Linked DNA regions of Homo sapiens: regions 1, 3, 4 and 5 are each linked to region 2. Evidence: chromatin loops called from intact Hi-C (ENCODE). Cell type or tissue: IMR-90. All regions are shown on one strand. Region 1 has its middle 120 kb from the start of MIR2054. Region 2 holds the start of FAT4 (FAT atypical cadherin 4). Region 3 has its middle 230 kb from the start of MIR2054. Region 4 has its middle 240 kb from the start of MIR2054. Region 5 has its middle 220 kb from the start of MIR2054.

The links. Hi-C counts contacts between places; a loop is a spot of excess contacts. Peaks named below come from ENCODE experiments on the same cell type or tissue, not always from the same donor. Only the 100,000 strongest peaks of a DNase experiment are listed, where the experiment ranks them.
Region 1: it touches region 2 in a loop (2.3-fold over the local background); 5 of 110 quality-filtered maps call a loop at or near these places.
Region 3: a loop joins it to region 2, with 7 times the contacts of the local background. A loop is called at or near these places in 86 of 110 quality-filtered maps.
Region 4: it touches region 2 in a loop (6-fold over the local background); 79 of 110 quality-filtered maps call a loop at or near these places.
Region 5: it touches region 2 in a loop (4-fold over the local background); 10 of 110 quality-filtered maps call a loop at or near these places.

What each region holds. Positions count from the first base shown.
Region 1 is chr4:125,623,371-125,627,370 of GRCh38, reverse strand. No RefSeq gene overlaps it. Among named protein-coding and RNA genes, the nearest start is that of MIR2054, 120 kb to the right of the region's middle. In IMR-90, no CTCF peak of the experiment used is centred here; no DNase peak of the experiment used is centred here.
Region 2 is chr4:125,311,408-125,315,407 of GRCh38, reverse strand. FAT4 (FAT atypical cadherin 4) reads right to left here and starts at 453. Exons shown (of 18, transcript NM_001291303.3): 1 at 1-453. In IMR-90, a CTCF peak has its summit at 1,780 (motif pointing left); DNase peaks (open chromatin) are centred at 487 and 1,787; H3K4me3 peaks cover 1,046 bases; H3K27ac peaks cover 1,092 bases.
Region 3 is chr4:125,739,798-125,743,797 of GRCh38, reverse strand. No RefSeq gene overlaps it. Among named protein-coding and RNA genes, the nearest start is that of MIR2054, 230 kb to the right of the region's middle. RefSeq lists a silencer at 3,690-3,984. In IMR-90, a CTCF peak has its summit at 1,743 (motif pointing right); no DNase peak of the experiment used is centred here; H3K27ac peaks cover 211 bases.
Region 4 is chr4:125,749,659-125,753,658 of GRCh38, reverse strand. No RefSeq gene overlaps it. Among named protein-coding and RNA genes, the nearest start is that of MIR2054, 240 kb to the right of the region's middle. In IMR-90, a CTCF peak has its summit at 2,342; no DNase peak of the experiment used is centred here.
Region 5 is chr4:125,727,255-125,731,254 of GRCh38, reverse strand. No RefSeq gene overlaps it. Among named protein-coding and RNA genes, the nearest start is that of MIR2054, 220 kb to the right of the region's middle. In IMR-90, no CTCF peak of the experiment used is centred here; DNase peaks (open chromatin) are centred at 1,454 and 2,474; H3K4me3 peaks cover 181 bases; H3K27ac peaks cover 410 bases.

The DNA of each region.
Region 1 (4,000 bases), 310 kb before region 2:
TTTCTTTCCTTTGTTCTTTCTTTGCAATTTGTCTGTAATTCTATTTGAATTTTTATCATAGCCTCTTTCAGATTATATATGTTTTTGTTTTCCAAACCATATTGCAAGATGCCAGAAGGTAGGATCCTTTTTACTCTTCCAAAATAACAGTTGGTTGAACAGGATTAACTGACTTGATGAGAATATAAGTGTGATCTGGTTTGGACAACTGTCACTCCATTTCCTTCCAGAGTTGATTAAACTGATCTGGCAGCCTAATCTGGGATCCTGTTGCTTCCACAAAACCCTTTGTTATGCATGCTTAGATGAATAGGCAAACTTTCCAGAGAGACATACAGTATATATTTTAATAAAGTTTATTTCATTCGAATGATAATTATGTCATAGCCTGTAATTAATTGCAGTGTGAGCTATACAGGATGTATATCCTGCAATATACTAAGAATATGGGTATTACATGAAGACGTGGTACAGCCCAAAACAATGCCAATACAGGCTTAATTTCTCGTGCATCTGTCTAGGCATTTTATCTTAGATAAATATATGCAAGCTATATCTAATATTTGCACACAAATACAATTTCTAATTAGTAAATTTTACACATATGAAAAATGTTATATTATTATGCACCATCTAGTGGAATAATTAAGACAGTATGATGGATTCAGGATATGGATTTCAGATCTTGTGCCAATAAATTGTAGCGATTTAAAATGAGCTGTAAATATTGTGAACTGAATTATTAGAGGTTTTTGAAATCCTGAATACAAAAGCCATGTCCTAGGCCTGTTTCAGATAAAATGACATTTTTAAAATGTCTATTATATTTAGTATCTATCCCAGTTGAAATCTGTATTGTTTAGATGGTTTTAATAGCCATTTTCAAATCACATACTTGTTAAAAAATAATTGAAAATGTGTAAATCTTCAGCTTTCTCCACTTCAGGTTGTAGGTTTTCTTATTTTTCCAAGTACTAGTAAACTGGTAACCGTTCAAATTCCCAAGAAAGAGTATCTGATAGGCCAAGGTAAACATTATGATCCTTGTTGGGGAAGATTTTTAAATACCAGTTTTATAGATCCTACCATCTTGTAGGTTACCTGTCATTGGGTCATCGGCCCGCTGTGAACCTACTACTACATGTGGTTTTGGGGGTGGTTTATGAGGTACAGAACAGGGCCATGCCTGCAGCTTTGCTCAACTAGTAATGGAAATGGAGGAGTTTCCCAGAGAACAGTAAGGATATAGCAGAAACCAAGATTGATCTGTCCAATAAATACATTTTCTTATGCATATATTTAAATACGGCCAACTATAAACATGCCAAACTGGAAAATCATCTGCAAATCTGTAAAACATGTGAAAATCTGAAAGCTAAGTACCTAATGGAATTTAAGGAGAAAATAATACATCCCCATTAAAAAAGCTATTCTTCTTAATTGGCAATATTTCCTAGGGAGTTTCTTTTTATCCTTTCCAACAAAGCATAAGTAAAGCAATTGACACCTGGAATGTTTGGCAAATGCATTAGCTGTGGCACACAGAGAGATGAATAATTGGCAGATGAGTGCTTAAGTCTGGCATATCACCAAACCAGGAGATGACTTGATGCCTGAGATACAATTGTTTTTCTTTTACCTAAATTGGGCTTTGTATTTAATTGTGTTTAAATAAGACAAGGAAAGTTACAATATAAGGAAGCTGCGGTGTTGTAGAATTCAGCATTAACAGAAGTCTTCTCCAAGAAACAATTGTATTACATTATTGAGAAATATTGTCTTCAATTGTAAAAGGGGTGCCCCAGTTTCAGTGGGAAAGTTGAGACATGACTACTTAAAGGGAAATTAAACAAGCCAGTAGGATGGCATCCTCTCCTTGAAGCAGCCAAGATGTAGCAGACAAAAGACACACCCACTCAAGATAGATGTAGTGATATATAAAGTATACAAATACCTTAAATACAAGCATACAAATACATTAAACGATTCCAGAGAATCAGAAGCTGGAGTGACATTGAACTATTGAATTAAAGGCCACAGTGCACATCTACAATTCTACAATTCAGTGGTCAAGTCAATGCTCCTGGTATCCCCGATATCTCTATGACCACAACTGCACCTCATCCCCAATGATGCTGGTGACAACACCAGCCACATGGGCCAGGCAGCCACAGAGTCCTGTCATTGCCATGACCTGTCACAGATGGCCTATGTCTGACTTTCACCTGCCAATCTTGGCACAAGTGTGAGTAATTCATAACCAGAACTCCATCCCTAAGGGCATTTGGGAGATGTACTTGCTAGAAGAGGTGTAGCATGGAGATGAGAAAATACTTGTACTTGCTACAAGAGACATAGCATGGTTATGGGAAAACTGTGCTCCATTAACCACAGCACAATTTCTTTCCTCTAATACTTTAGTCACCATTTTTACTTTGACAGTTTTCTTCCACATCTTATTTTTCCTTTCATTTATTATCCTTTCCTATCAATTATCTATAATAATCTTCAATCCCCTCTCTTCTTTTAAAGGCAATGCAGGCCAAAAATGTAGCCATGTAACATGCTCTTTAAGTCAATTTGGCAGGAAGTTATCAATACTCATACAGAACTATCCACCACCATCATAGCTAAAATCAGAGGTGATACTCAGAATAAACAAAAGCGTCTGTTATAGTCCACTCTTTGCATCAATCAAATCCATTTATGCTCTAAATTAACTTTTTCTTATTGCTGCATATTTATAGTAATATCAGTCTATAATCTTTCCAAGTTACATAATACATGAAGGTTTTTGTAACAAGTTTTTGTTCCTGCAACTATAATTATTTATATGGCCACAATTGATATTTATAATTTCCTTTCTCTAATATTCATTCTAGATAATGCTTTCCTTAGAACTTATGGAGATTCAGGTTGCATTCCTGTGCATGACCCAGACTTTCATGCCAGTAAAGTCTGAGCTCTTAATTACCTTCTCCTGATCAAGCCATAATTGCTAAAAATTGCCTGTCCAGTGTTTTCACAGGGAATGGAAGAAAGTACTGTATATACTGCAGCGCCTCTATTACCTAGCAGAAACCATTGCTCCTTATGATAATCAGGTTTAATTATCCCTGCCAATACAGTAACTGTGTTCTTTGCCTGCTAGTTCACCAACATGATGAGTCCAAAGAACCAGATTTCCATAGTTTCAGTTCAATAGAAATGATAACCATAGCTTCAGTTCAATGGAACCATTACTGTGTCCTTTTGGAAGCATTCACCACCTTAAGAACGATCACCTTAAATTCAGCAGTGTGTTGGAAGCATGAACTCCACAAGTAAATTGCTTGAATGAAGGTGAGAAGCATCAGTTATATTTTCACCACTTGGTTCCTGGGTGATACTATTAGATTCGTAGTTCTGGTTTTGTTCATATGCCATATCCTAAAGGACAACACACCAATGAAAGAATGCTATTCCTAAGATGATGCTGAAGCTCAAAGATCAGTGAACTACAGCAAAGGGCCAAATCTGGTCCACCACCTATTTTTGTAAATAGTTTTCTTGCAGCACATATACTATGATTCATTTATGTATTGTCTGTGGCTGCTTTTCCAATCTTACTGCAGAATTTGTAGGTGTGACATGACCTTGCGGCATACAAAGTCTAAATTATCATGGGACCCTTTAATAAAATGTATCCTCTATAGCACTCTAGTTGGTCTTTGGTCATGCAGCTAATGATGCACCTATTTCACTATTAACCCCCCCCTCCACTCAGGGGATATTATGAGTTATCTATCATCTATAAATAAATCAGGTTTTTTCCAAATTGTTAAATGGTAATGCTGGCAGGATCATTGCAAACAGGGACAGAAATTTATATCTAGAGTAGACGTAAACTCCAGTGAATTTATATTGCTGTCTCCTTCAGGTTAGAAGGCAGTCTCATTAATTTAACATGTAAGGAGTTACCTGGTCTCCTTGTGGGATGGTTCTGTATCAAGAGCTCAGC
Region 2 (4,000 bases):
CCTCGCCCCTGCCCTCGCTATCTCTGCTTTTATTGTCCCGTGTCAGTTTCACTTTGTAATCCACAAGGCTTTTTGTTTGGGGCGGGGGGTGGTTGATGCCTCTCTCTCCTTCACAGTTGGCAGCGGAGGCGGCGAAGTCGGCGCTGGGCTGTAGTGACGCCCTCCGCAGCTCCGGACGGCGCCTGTCAGCGCTCTCCCTCTCGCCGGCCGGGGCCGAAGGTTGGACTGCGGTGGAGCTAGGGCTCCGCGAGCCCTTCTCCACCTCCCGCCTGGTCCCTCACACTCTCCCCGCCCCTTCCCCGCCGCACAGGCATGCACACACACACACATACACACGCACACACACACACACAGCGCGTCGCCGAAACACAAACAGAGGGGGAGGGAAGACCGCGAGCTGGAGCAGCACTCAGAAACTTTGCTCGACACTCATTGATCCCCGCACTTTAGTTCGCCTGGACTCCCCCTAGCTCCCAGTCCTGTCACCTTCTGCCCCTCCCTCGCCCCAGCCCCATTGGGCCGGAGCTGAAGCAGCCCCGACCGGCACTCCTACCGCGAGCGCCCTCCGCCTTGCCCGGCCTCCGACTGGCTTCTCGGGATGCTAATCACTTCAGCCTCCCGGAGGGCTGTAGGCGGTCTGGTGTGGGAGCACAGCGAGGCGGAGGCGCTAAAAAGGGGGGTGATTTTTTTTCTTTTCTTTTTTTTTTTTTTTTTTCCTTTTCGGCCAAATCTTGGCCGGCGTCAGAGCAATAACAGCAAAAGGCTGCCGCAGAATAGATGGGGGTGGGGTCAGGTTTGCAGATAAATAACTTTAGTGGCAGGGTCTGGGGGAAGACCGTTAGGTTGTTATGCTAGTAATAACTCAGGGGTAAGGGGGTCGAGAGAAATAAAAGAAAGGCGGGGGGTGAGGGTCTGTTAAAGCGGGGAGGAAGGATTAAGCAAAGCCTGTCTGGGAATGCACAGTGCAGATTTGCTTTAACCATTTCCTGCCCCTTCTCTCTTTATGCAAGGGATAGAGCTGCCATACAGTGTGATCCCACAGAATCCAAATCAAATCCTCCCCTTTGCTCCTCTTTCTACACAGTGGGCTCCCTGCTGTCTAGGGCGAGCTAAACTCTAAATCTTCACTCACTTGCCCCTCTCCCCCACCTTCCAGGTGACTAGGGGGCAGGAGGCCTCCGTAGCAAGGGCACTTTGGACTTCCTACTATAGGAAAGGCCAGGGGAACTCAGTGTTTGTTTTGTTTTCTTTCCCAACTGGATTCCAGGTGCCAGTAGCCCAAACCTTAGGGTTTCAACAACAATAATAATGGCAGCCCTTTGAAAAGAGGGAGATCTTTTCCTGTTGCAAAGTTAGTTTGGAATTTTGATCCCTGATGGAGTATTTCCACCTCCACATTTTTTAGTCAAAGGAAACCTAATAAAGTTTTATTTTGCTTTTCAGTCTGGGAGAAATAGATACGAGAAAGTAGAAATAAATAAAATAATATTTAAGCTTAAGTTTTTAAAAATACCCACATGCCACTTAATGCACTCAGATCAACTCACCCACTATTCACTGCAGTTAATTTTTGTGGTGGCATGCATCGTTTCTTTAAAAGAAGAAAAACGTTACTAGGAATCAGATCGATATTTTTCCCCTTTAAGGGAACCAACCTAGAAAATAAGAATTCAAGCCAAACAATGCAAATACAGGGCATATGTCATACATTTCTGCCACAAGGATCCCTCACAAACGTAAAACTTTCTGCGCCCAGAGAGGGTTCAGTCATGAGTAAATACTGCCCTCTGCTGTTCTACGTCAGTCTTACATCTTTAGTCTCCTGGTTTCTTGCTTAAAATTAAATGCAGAGACTAAAAGGATCGGATTACAAGGCTAATTCCTGCTTCTTGCCTAGGGATAGCAGCAAAGAAAACGATCTCTAAGACTTTCCTAGTGCCTTTCTTATTTAGAGTAAAAAAAAAAAAATCAAGAATAGTAGGACAGACAGCAAATTCAAGTCTTGATGATGCAGGCAGCCTGTAACTCAAAACTGATTTATGGAAACATGATTTCTAAAGCTATCACCAATTCCTCTGTTTAGGTTAAAAAGCTAACTTCTACATATTCCTCTACTGTAATGTAATGAGTTAACTGGAAACAGACAAAAAAGTTAAATTTAACCATTTATGTATTTTAAAACTTGAAAACATTAGACTCTAGACTTTTTAGAGACATTTAAGCCTGTTTTTCAAAAATCGTATTTTTCTTAAGTTACAATCCTAACACCATTATTTTTGGTATAATTTAGCCAAAAAATATTTGTAGATTAACTAAAGTGGCAAACAAATTTTTACAAATTTTTACAAATCATGTCTGTGTGATTTTAAGAGAATATTACTGTTTTGTTTTATTTTGTTTCCTAATGCACTATTATTCAAGTATTTATAGAGAAATAAACAGAAAGAAATCATTCAGATACTTGTTGTAGGAGATCATGGACTTTTGTTGGTTTGCTTGTTTTTTTTTGCCTGTGGGATAATCTTCAGATTTAGTGTCAATAGTATTACATTTGCATTATATATGAGTGAATTTAATTTGGGAAACAGGTGAAGATCATTCATTCTGTGAAATGGAAAGTATTCAATCAGTGCAATATGTATACATTTTAGTTTTACAAAACAAGATATGGCAAAATAAACTAATACAGAAAATATATAGAGAGATAGAGTACATAAAAATTTTTTGGACAATTTCAAAAGAGGATTATCGAAAATTATTTAGCCAATAGTGTGGTTATTTTAACAAGTAGAAACTTTTCGCATGATGACTACTTTAAAGTAACATATTCATTTATAGATAAAACCTATACATGAATTTACAATCTATGTATAGATAGGTACACAATTTAAGGTAAGATATAGAGCATGGTTTTAATAAAAGACAAAGGTATTTTGTTGTTACTTTTCTCTTTTGCATTTCAACCTGTAATATCATGCATGTTAAAAAATGGATGCCCTCCCAAAAAGTAAATCATGCATGATAAATAATATGGATCCCTCTCCAAAAGTAAATGAAAGAAAGTAAAGACATATAGAGATCATTGTATGCATGAAATATGCAAAAAAGCCATGGAATACATTACTAGGTAGATATTATAATGGAACACATTAATAAACAGTTAGTGTAAGAATCATTTCTCATTGTACATTTTCTTTAATTAATTGCCTTTCAAAAAAAAAAAGTTAAGTTTATCTGTGCTTTTCTACCAAAGGCTTGTGTGAGAAGTGTTGTTTAGTCAAAGCTTTTAATAAAGTTCTGAAGAGGAAGATATTCCCCGATGTTAATAGACTGTGGGGGACATATTTTTATGTCCAAATATGAAAGAAACCAGAGAATACCTCATTTGAACCTTAGAACATACGTTAAAACAAATAGCTCTGTAACAATTTGTTATGATCTATACACATTTGCCATCATTATTTAATTAAATGTATGAAATTATGTTTTTGTCATGTTTTAGACTCCAGGTGGCAAAGGCTAGGTTAATTATATTCCTCAATTCGTAAGGCATTAGCAACATTATTCCAGGAAAGGGTATTCTCTCAACTTCCTGCTTTCCTCCCCTCTTCTCCTTTCTTCTCCTCTTCCCTTCCCTTCCTTCTCCATCCCTTGTACTCCCTTCTCTTCCTCTCCCTTTTCCTCCCTTTCTTCCCCTCATTTCCTCTCCTTTCCTCTCTCCCTCTCCTTTTTTTTCTCTTTCCTTCCAATTCCTTCTTCTTTACACCCTTCTCTCCCCTTCCCTCCTCTAGGCTCTTCTGTCCTCCCTTCCACTCCTCTCCCCTCACTTTCCCCCTTAATTTACACCTTATACTATTATTTTACGCTGGACTCTCTTTTGCTCACTTTACTCTACCTTCCTGTACTCTACTGTACTTCCTTATTGTTCTTCACTCTCCTTACCTCATCCCCAGAGGCAAACATTCTGAGTGAAATGTGTATCTTTTTGTTTCTATGTGTT
Region 3 (4,000 bases), 430 kb before region 2:
TCATAGACTTGGAGAACAATCTCAAGTACTATGCCCCAGAAAGACTTGAACAAGATCCCTTATGACTTATTTTTGAGTGTTTGTCCTCTGGGGTCTGCCATTAATCTAATCTGACTGCAAGCACATGTAGCTATGAGCTTTTATTCCAATTTCCTGAAAGAGAGATTGATTGGTCAGTTTGGGGTCAGGGATACACTGGGGTGGAGGTGATGGAAGGTAACATTGGCAGACATGGCCATTGGGCTAGAAGCATTGCATCCAGGCAGTAAGTTGTAGGTATTAAGAACATGAACTCTGTAGTGACACTTCTTTACTTCAAATTCTAGCTTTGTTTATTTATTCACTTTCAGACCTTGAGAAAGTTACTTCATTTTCTGTTTTTATAAAAGAGAAATAAAAAATAATACTTAACTCGGACAAGTTGTTTAGAGAGTTACATAAATTTGCATTTGCTAATAATTTAACAAAGTACCATTTAAGTGCTTATATTAATTTATTAGTGACTATTTTAAGTAATTATTGCTGTTTAAATTAATAATTGAGAGGTAAGCAGATATGCTGGTTTTTATCTACTATACATTTATTTCATATATCACTATTAATCTGTATTGTACATTATTTTACTTTGCATTTGAAAAATCATACTAAAAACTGAAAGAGATTTCTATAATGGAAAAATCACTAAGGAATGGGATTCTAGTCCTATTAAATCATATAGCAATCAAAAGACAATTTGAAGCCCGTCACTGTTTGACAACAAGTTGGGTATTATCCTGTAGAAATTTAAAAACCAGAATTGTATAAATCCAGTACAAGAAGGAACCCTAGGGAGAACTTGGTCTTTCCCGTCACTTTTTGATTGAGGAGACTGACTGAGGTGTTTGGGTAACTATCTGAGATCTCGCAATTGTAGCAAAGTCAGCACTAGAAAGCAGTATTCCCTCTCCCAGTCAAAAAACTAATGTGTTTCCGGTCCAACATTGTGCCTTCCTAGAAGCCTTTCATTGCACCATGCTTTTCACTACATTCAATCACCCCCAAAACACTCTGAATTTAGACTTTGATACCTTAGCACAGTGATTCTATCTGCCAAACATTGGTTTAGTTTCAGCAGTATTGCCATCTTTGCACAGGAGAGTTTCTGTAACTATTAGTATTGAAATGCAGAATTGTATTACTTTTTTTTTTGAGACAAGGTCTGGCTCTACTGCCCACGCAGGAGTGCAGCATGCAGAAACATGATCTCAGCTCACTGCAACCTCTGCCTTCTAGGTTCAAGCCATCCTCCTACCTCAGCCTCCCAAGTAGCTGGGATTACAGGCACATGCCACCATGCCCGGAGAATTGTCGTATTTCTAGTAGAGATGGGGTTTCGCCATGTTGCCCACTCTGGTCTCGAACTCATGAGCTCAAGCGAGCTGCCCACCTCAGCCTCCCAGAGTGGTGAGATTAGAGGCGTGAGCCACTGCTGTATTACTACTTAATTTAAAAGATCAAAAGAACTAAATAAAAGTGCCACAACTGGTTATTAAAATCATTGGCTCATAATATTAATTTATTTGAGGTAATGATAGGAGTTCCTTGTACTTTTCAATCTGCATCTCAAAGAGTGATCATCTGTTCCAAAGTATTCAATGAATACTTGTGAAACTGAATTGAACAAAAGTGAATTGAATTGAATTGAATTGAATCGAATCAAGTGATCCACCCACACTGGAAACTGTATTTACTCTATGAGACCACTAGGAGGAGATGCAATTTAGAATATTAAATTATTGCTGGGAAACCACAGATGACATCTTTTCTCCACCCTGAGTCTTATTTAGGTATTGAAATTTAAACCAATGTTGTAGTTGGCATTCGAGAAGATGAAAACAGGCCATCACTAAAGAAAAAAAGATCTTTTACTAGGTTAGGTAAAACGATAATGTATTCTTTATTTTGAATAAAAATATGTCAGTGCTGAGGCACCAGTGTAGGTTTATTGGGGAAGGGATAGTCTGGGGAAGGCCTTGAGAATGTCCCTGCAGTGCAAGAAAGATAATTGTCCTTTTTTAAACAATGTTCTTCAGAAATGAGAAAACCTATCTTGGTCTGAATTCCCTATAAACAAAGAAACAAACAAAACCCCGCCTGGTTATTAATCTTAAAATGCTATATACAACACAGATGGTGGTAATGAAAGATGCAGTTCAATCCTTCTCTATTAATGAAAAGTTTTAAACTGTGTAATTGCTGTACTATTTCATTTCATCCTTTTCTGTCATTTTAGTAATATATCTAAGCCAAACAAAGAAGTGTCTACAATAAATTACTATAAGAGAATACTGTTTTCTCAAGCATAAATCTGATGAGAATGGAACTTTAATGATTCTGACTGTGCCTATGTAGCCTTACATGGAACCATTAGATCAACAAAGCCAGCTGTTTTTAAGTTCCATCAGGAGTCAGTATTAAAATAAAAGTAAATATTAAGTCTGAATCTAATTCTATTTTATAAATATTGTCAATTTTTTAAATACTTTGCTTGATTCTCTTTTTAATTTTAACTTCTTCGACTTGATTATAAAATATTTTTTCTTCTTTTGTATGTCAGATAGTATGTTTCTCCCTGGAAATAAGGTTCTTTAAACTACCCTCATGATTCTACCTACCACGTTTAACCTCTAAGGGCTCCAGGATATATCAAAGAAGAATTATGGCAGGACTATAGAATGATTTTCTATACATTTACTTAAGCATATTATAAATGTGAAGTTTTGCTACTTAAGTAGGATCTTCAGAATTCAGGATGTTCTGAAAGATTTGGGCAAAAGGAGATTTATACATACACCGGATCAAATTTCCAAAACAAAAAATATAGACAGACTTTCTCAAACACTAGCTTCTACAGGATGATTTGCTTTATTTTGGGATATCATAATGTCACTTTCTGCTAGTATACATTATATATACTGATTCATGAAGCAATTTCACTATCAGAATTCTCAGTATAATCAACAACAATGGAGAGGAGGTGGAAGCCATGGATACTTATTTAGCACCTACTATTTACCATACACCTACAGTTTATTTTCCTGATCCATACTCCAGAAAGAGCCTCACAACTAATGAATTTTATGGGAAAGGGAGAACATATATGTGTATACATATATTTAATAAAAATAAAATTTAATAATTTACATTCTCTATATAACTATCTATATAATGTAAATATAACATATATAAATATATATATTTATTTATTTATATAACTTCCCTAGGAGCCAGAATCAAGAACAAAACACTCTTAGTCAAGATATTCTTTAAATAGCAGGAATTGTTTGGATGTCATGGTTCTATTTTATTTAAAGGGGGAGTATATTTCTAAGTAGTCAATCTTTTTTTCTAATCTAGCTGGAGATGATGGAGTCAATGTGCTTCATAAGGAATGTCCTTACTCAAAATGATCATGGTGTCACAACCATTCTATTGTTTCTGGTCAATTTCTATTTTAACTCAGTACATTTTAAAATCAACAATTATTGAAAAGGAAATCTGTATTGTTCATGACAGTTACACCATTCTTTTCTAAAACAACAGAGACTTTATTAAAAGCAAAGTTGCATACGGCCATTTCTTGAGTTTTTAATTTTATTACCAGTAAAAAGAACAAAACATCAGACAAGACTATTGTCCGATCCATCTGGTGCTATATTTCCTCCACACAAGACTTGTATCACACACACAATATTTCAACTGCAAATGTTGTTCAGCTTTTAAAACAATTGCCTATCAAAGCATCCAGGTCCCATTGATAACGGAGCAAAGCCTTTCCTGCAATTGTGAGCCAGGAAATGCTGGCCCCTTGGCAAGTCTCATATGTCCTGTTGCTTGTAATCTCCCTCCCTCCTTGCTGGAATGTGTTATTTTTAAGCAGCTAGACTAACAGGAAGAGAAAGTTGTACTTCTTTTCATGATATGGAGGCAGGCAGGGGAAGGCAGTAAAGCAAGAAACTGT
Region 4 (4,000 bases), 440 kb before region 2:
TACAGCAGTGTGAAAATTCTATATTTGATTTCATTTTGGCATTATTTGTTTTACCATTTTTGATTTATTGATTTTATTTTCTTCCTATCTCACTGCTTCCTCTACAAAAAGAAAATGTGTTACATTATTAGTTATAAAGAACACTTCAGTCATTACTACTACATTTTATCTTAGATTATTAAATATGTAAAATACATGCATTCATTATGAATAGTTAGGTTGTAGATAGCATATATATAATTATAAAACCAACTATTTCAAGTTATTAATGTCATCTAAACTTTAATAAAATACAAATTAAAATCCCAAGGTTTTCCATATTTTTGTCGTTTTTGACTCTTCATTTTTAAACATGACATTTTTCATCTCCAGTTGTTCAAGAACTTATGAGAACCTATTGATTAGTATCACAATTTTTGTACCAGTTTTATTTCATCAAATTTTAATACCATTATAAAGAAAGAGAATTCAATTCAGAAAAAACGTGACCTATAAAAATTAAACATATTCGTTTAAACTTTATTAATTATATTAAATGTATTAAGGAAAAAATTTAAACACATGGAAATGAAATTTTATACAATGGATAACATCTTCAAAGAAGATGTATGTAATATCAATAAGAAAATATGAAATAGCTATGACCTTGCTACTGCCCTCTGGACAAGAGATTTTCATATGGCCAGGCAAGTTATCTCCTTTATTTTAATGGTAACCGGAATTCTATACTTTTTTCAGGATTTAATATGCATATTTATAATAAATTAGTATTTCTGTTTAAGGAGGCAGTGCTTTATTTCAGGAACTTAAGTGCAAGAGCATTTAACTGTGAAAGAAAAGCATGTAAGTAAATTTTAAATAATGTGGACTTCAGAGAAAAGTTAACAGTAATAATAAAAGAATGTAGTTTAGGAATAAATATGACTCTCAATCATGCATAACAGAGTGGACAATCCTCTCACTATGACTGCCTCATTCTACATTTGGCTTACCATGTCTTGGACACTTTCCTTGATCACTTCTTTCTGCATAAAACATGCTGGGACAAATGCTGGAATCCCTGGAGAAAGAATAAAATGGATCAAGAAAGAAAAAAGGGAGAGAGAAAGACAAAAAAAAGAAAAGAATGAAAGAAGGAAGGAGAGATTGGGAGAAAGAATGCTCACCCACTACTTACATTAATAAATGTAAATTGATCACTAATTTGAATGGCACTTAAATATATTACACTTAGCATTTCAATTATTTTAACTTAAAATATTATATACTCATTAAAAATTCTACTCAATGTCACAAGCAATTTAAGAACCATCATTTTTTGTTTTTTGTTTTTTGTTTTTTTGAGATAGGGGTCTCATTCACCCAGGCTGGAGTGCAATGGCTCGATCGCTCAGCTCACTACAACCTACTGGGCTCAAGTGATCCTTCCACCTCAGACTCCTAAGTAGCTGAGACTACAGGCATGTGCCACCATGCCGGGCTAATTTTTGGATTTTTTTGTAGAGATGAGATTTTGCCATGTTGCTTAGGCTGGTCTCAAACTCCTAGGCTCAGGTAATCTGCCCATCTCAGCTTCCCAAAGTGCTAGGATTACAGGAGTGAACCACCATGCCTGTCCTTGCTTTTTATTGTTATACAAGCTATAGCAAAAGATTATTTTCATAGAGTATCAAAATATGTGTTTTTCTTGTTTGACAAAGGGTAATACTTTAACTGATAGAAATTAATAGAAACAAAATGGCTTGAACTAGGGTCATGTAATATGGTTTGGGTATTGAGTTCTTACATAGTTGATATGCTATCATAAATATAATAAATTTAAATAGAAAGGAATCAGTAGTTTGGTGCATGTAATAGAAATCATATTTGAACAAAGTTTTAAAGGGCTGCTATCATTTGCATTTTAATAATATTACCTTCTCCTTAGTCAGCCCCAGGTACTTGTCTACTTCAAATTAATTAAAGTTAGAGTACGAGTGCAAGAGGAAAATCAAATACCAATATTCAGATTAAGATAATACAAATATGATTTTTCAACAAGTCATTAGACTTGAATGTGAAGCATTTCTGAAGAAGAAATTACCAATCATAATTTCAGCTCTATGAACTAGATGACAGAGGGAAATTCTAGGCTGACAGGAAGAAATAAGCGGACACTCCAAGTCCTAGGGGAGTATAGAGAAAATACCAGGCAGGGAAGCTTTCAGATATGTCTCATTTCTCTTTTCTGGGTTTGGCATTGAGGAGGGGAGGTGTCACTTAGTTTGATAAGGAGGCTGAGGACAAGGAGCTCTTGTCCACTTCTCCATTTGGGACGCTTGGAAGAGACTGGAGCAAAGGACCTTGTGTGTCCATTGGGTGGAGCAGTAACACTGGAAATGGAGTAAAATGACCACAGATAAATAGGGTCCGGAACGATCTGCCAAGTTTCTCCTGGTTCCCATGTGGCTACAGAGAGTGGAGTGATTAGGCCAAGGATCCCGATGGAGAAAGTGGCAGAGAATGGGCAACACAGCAAGAACTGAGTCAGGACAGAACCACTGACTGAGTCGAGAAAAATTATATTTTATGTTCATCAGCCCCAGATGTCAGCGGCAGATGCCAGCAGAACATCCTGAGAAGGGACTAGGCCAAACAAAATCCTGCAGCAGACAGAGAGCACCCACTCTCCAGTGGTCTGCAAACCAGTAAGTTTCTGATAGATGGCTCTAAAGACTCTCCCTTTCTTCTCTTATATGTTCACAAGACCTCAACAATTGACTCAGTCCCTGCATTCCACCTGCATTTAGCTGAATTATTTGACAATGAAAGCCACATATGACAAGGGATTTTACTAAAGAAGATCTCTAAATCTTCCTTAGTTTGCACATGGCAGAAGGTGTGAGTTAACAGTAAATCAGCAAAAATTTAATTTAATCCTTTCAGACCAATTTGTGAAACAAAATGCCAAATAATCTTTCCTTTTCTTTTGTTGGAATTCCCTCCAACTGCACTCCACCACTGTTCAACTCCCTGGAGTGTACAGAGCAGTTGGTAATGAGACAGGCACAGGCACTCCAGCCTAATCCTTCACACAACAGGCTGACTCACTTTATATGTGTTGAATCTTACTCATATTTAATATTTAAATGGAAAAGAAACAAATTATTTCTCTTTTACATACACACGAACTCACAACTTTGCTTCCATAATTTGGGATGAGATCTGGCATGTTCAGGGTGGTATGCCTATAGACTGCTTCCAAGATTTCAAATTCTTCTGAAGTTTTTACAGACAATTTGGCTAAAGATGAGGGATCATTCCATTGACTATAATCATAAATGTATAAATGTTACTCCGGCAAATGACTAAACAGTAGAATTAAGTGCATTGTGTTCATTTTATTACTATTACATCAAGCAAAACAAAATGAGATTATTCTGTTACTTATTGAAAATTTGCTGTAGACTTTATCTTGTCCTGGGTCTTGAAAAAGAAGAGCCAGGTAGAAATGGCCTCTGCTATCAAAGAGTTTATCATCTAATGAGTGACACACTCATAAACAAAAAGACAAATGACTTACAGTAGGAACAATTCAGATGGAAGTGAAAGAAAAGTTGAACTAAATTAATGTAAGCATAAAAAAGGAATTCAGTTTCACAAACTCAAAGCATCCAGGGACAATCTGACTTCAGGTATGGTTTGGTTCAAGGCTCAAGTAATGTGCCTTGAACTTGGGTTTTCTTATTCTGTTTCACAGCTGTGGTTTCTCAAATGTTGGAACTGGCCTGTACCATCGTTACTGCAAAATAGTTTAATTTAAATGTGCCCACAATTGAACCAACTACTGTGCATCTGGTGAACTCTACCCCAATCAAATGATTGAAAATGAGTGACGGATATTACTCCACAGGAAATTTCTAGAATTGTTATGAAGAGGAAATCAATGCTGAGTGACAAAAATGAAGGAAGGAAAGAAAAGAAAGAAAAGAAAGAAAGAAAGGAAAAAAGAAAAGAGAAA
Region 5 (4,000 bases), 420 kb before region 2:
AATAGGGGAAAAGTGATGTAATTTCTAGTAGAATAACAATATTTATAAAAAATCCTTTGGTTTGCCTTGATTTCAAAAAAAGTGCACATAGAGATTTTTGTTTTGCAAATCCAATCATGAGTGTTGTTCACTTGTGCCCATCTGCATTAAATACATTTTTGTTTATCTGGTTAAAAACCAACTGCAAAACCACTGCTTATCAAAATTAATATCTGAAAAATCAAACCAGTAATCTGCCTCACTGGCTTCAATATATTCAATTAACATAAATACTTCATGTTCTATATGGCAAGTAGTTTTCTATGCAACAGGAATACCTCTGTAAGAGTCAGGGAGAAGAAAATTTATATTAGAACAATATGGAATGCCTTTGAGGAGCAAACAATAGAAGCAATTCAGAAGAGGCTGATTAACTTGTCTCAGGAAGGGAAAGGAAGGGTTCATAAAGAAGCCTGCATTTGCATATGTTTCTGGAAAAGAGTATATATTGTCTAGGTAAAAATAATGAGACAGCATCAAAGCCTTAAGAAACATGACATTGTAACATCTCCCCTATACCAAGATCATAAAGTAACCTCCACATGTGCCAGAAGGGCATATATATATATATGGAGAGAGAGAGAGAGAATATATAGAGAGAGACTAGAGAATACATGTATAGAGAGACATATCAGAGAATACATTATGAAACATGAATATACATTAAATCAACTATGCACTTTTCAAAAGAAACAAAAATAAACCACCATACTATTTATTCTATGACAACATAAACAACAAAGCAACTGCATAAAGAAAGACACTTAACATTCAAATAAGCTATGAACATCTTTTCATCCTATTTGAATACTGTTGCCTCAGTCTGTGCTGGCTGCTGGTAGGTCAGGGACAGAGGGTTGCATAGACATCATGGAGGGCCTGCTAGCCCCACTCTGAGACTACTTTAGTCTAGAGGAACACTCAGGTAGAGAGAAAGGGCACAGAGTGGTCAAAACGTACAAATAGGTAGCTTCAAGTATCTCTCAAGCATTGAAACTATTTCTGACAAAGATTTCACTGGGGTAGATGACCTCTCTCAGGGTGAGAACAGGAAGGCAACGTTTAAGAAACAAGGGACTCAGCTCTTTCTTTCAGTTGAGCTGTTTTCTCAGTGGCTTTCGTTAAAAATTAGCTAATTTTTGAGTTTGTTTTCCTGAGTAGGTAATTTAAACTAAGGAGAGAATCTGTGCAAAATAGGAAGGATTGGATGTGACTGTGTGGGGAAGACAGAAGAAAGAGGTTGCAGTTGCAGGGAGATCTTAAAGGGGTAAAACTAAAAGAATTTAAGAGTGTGTGTGTGTGTGTGTGTGTGTGTGTGTGTGTGTGTGTGTGTGTGTTGGAAACAGTCTCACTCTCCTTGCCCTGGCTGGACTGGAATGCAGTGGCGTGAATCAAAGCTCACTGCAACCTCAACTTCCTGGGTGCTGGCATTCTTCCCACCTCAGCCTCCCAAATACCTGTGACTACAGTCACGCACCACCATGCCTGACTAATTTTTGTATATTTGTAGAGACAGGGTCTCCCTATGTTGCCCAGGCTGATCTCGAACTCCTGGGCTCAAGTTATCTGCCCTCCTCAGTCTCCCAAAGTGTTGGGATTATAGGCATGAGCCACTATGCTCAGCCCGGAATGTATTTTATAAAAGTTTATGTTAAGGGGGGTTGAAATATTTGGTAAAATCTACATGACTTTAAAATCTACATAACTTACTGTGGTTAGATTGTTGGTTTTCTGACAAGTTTTTGTATTAACTTCAATGAATGTGGAGCAAGAATTGTGACTACTTATGATAAGCCAGACAAATATAGATTCTAACTGTATTTTGTAAAAGAAGTATTATGTTATTTATTGAAAAAAATATTAGCTGTGAATGAAACTGAACATTTGTATGTGAAGCTTTTACTAGAATAGCTAAAGAAAATAAACTAAATCCCTTGTTGTCTAGGATATAATTAAACAAAGTTGAAATGAAGAATTATAATGATAAGAAATTCCCATTTTAGCTATTTTTTGGTGGGATGCAAAGATTTCTTGCATTTTTTTGTAGAAGGAGCTATAATAATGTCATATGTAGCCAATAAATATTGTCAAAAATATCCATTTTGCTTTGTTTGAATCACAGTAACTTCACATTGAGTGCTTACTATGTGCTTGTAATACTGTGCTGCAGCTTTGCCCCTGTCCAGTTATTTAATGGGAACTTTAAGATATGGTAGTCCTGCGAGCTCCAAAGAAGTGCTGGACTTTCACTATCTCATTTCATCCTCCCTCTGTGACTGTGAGGCAGGTTCTGTCATCCCACTCTACAGATGCAGAAACTGACATGCAGGAAAAGTAACTAACATGCCTCAAGTCCTAGAGAGGCATGAGTGGCTGAGTCAGGATTCAAAGCACAGCAGTTGCTCTAGTTTACATTCTTGTTGCAACAATGCTGTGTCCAGACCCAAAGTCAACTTGTGATGGGAAGGAGTGCCCTGGAGAGGAGTCAGCCAGGGAAGTGGAAGTAAGATTCAAGACTGACTCACATAGATATGAGGCCTTAGGAAAGCTGTTTAATAGTCCTGCGATTTAGATGCAGAATCAGCATTCTTCCAAAGTTTAAATGAAATTGCAAACGTAAAATGAAGTGTTTTTTTTCTCCTAGTAAATGCTAGCTCTTCCCTACACAAAGTGACTTGTATAATTTCACCCAAGCTACCTATAAATAGACAAATATTAAGATTCAATTATAGGTTAATATTTTACAATAGAAATCTGACCTCTGCCTATTTTCCTTTTGTTTCATATTTATGCATTTATGTACTCAGGTGCTTTTTATTCATCCTTTTTGGGGATTCCAAGCTTGTTACTGCCAAGGTGATCATATTCTGAGAGAAATAACTCTAAAAAGGTAATTCTTGAAAATGTTTTTAAGACTTCCTTTAGATTTGAGTTCTTTTTCTAATTCAAGGAATTTTGCTGCTACTGTTTCCATTCCACTGCTTTGTTGTCTCCTTGGCTTTACCTATTCACTTACTATACTGTAAAACTAAGTTGTAGCTGGCTGTCTCTGCTTATACAGAAATCCCATGACTCCACTCCTGTTGCTTTCAGTTTCCCAGTGTTGCACTAAATTCTGGTTTCTGGCTGCCTTTATTCCTCCCTACATGTTTTTGAGGTATAAACCCCAAGTACAGTATTATCTTCGTATCTGTCCCAGCCTGATTCTCAGCTCTGTCTTTTTCTCGCTCCCTAAGTGGGCTCCCAGGAGAACATTCCTCTGCCTTATGATTTGGGCAAAAGGCTACCTATGCCATAAGAAATAACTTGTTAAGGTTTTTCCGTCTATTCTTTTCCAAAGATTGTGACTTCCGGTGTTTTCTGAGCCACAGTTCTCAGTACATTGAAGATGGGTTTAATTCCAATTACTATTTTAATGTCCAATCTTCCCTTTTACTTTATTTAACACATTTTATCATTGCCCCTTTAGAGATCTGTTATATTAACACTAAGGTTTTCTTCAAAATACAGTTGACCCTTGAATAACAGGGATTTTCATGGCGCAGGACCATTTATACACAGATCTTTTTCAACAAATATATTAGAAAATTTTCAGGAGACTTGAGAAAATTTGAAAAAACTCACAGATAAACCTCATAGCCTAGAAATAACTAAAAAAATAAAAAGTTAGATATGTCATGAATGAGTAAAATATATGTAGATATTATTCTATTTTATCCTTTACTACCATAAAATACGCACAAATCTATTACAAAAGTTAAAATTTATCAAAATTTATACACACACTTATTGACAATACATGACCTCATTCACAGTCCAGAGAAATGTAAACAAATGTAAAGATCCAGTATTAAATCAAAACCACATAAAATTAACTGCAATACATACTGTACTACTGTAATAATTTTGTAGCCACATCTTGTTGCTATTGCAGTGAGTCGAAGTGTTGTGAGTATCTGCT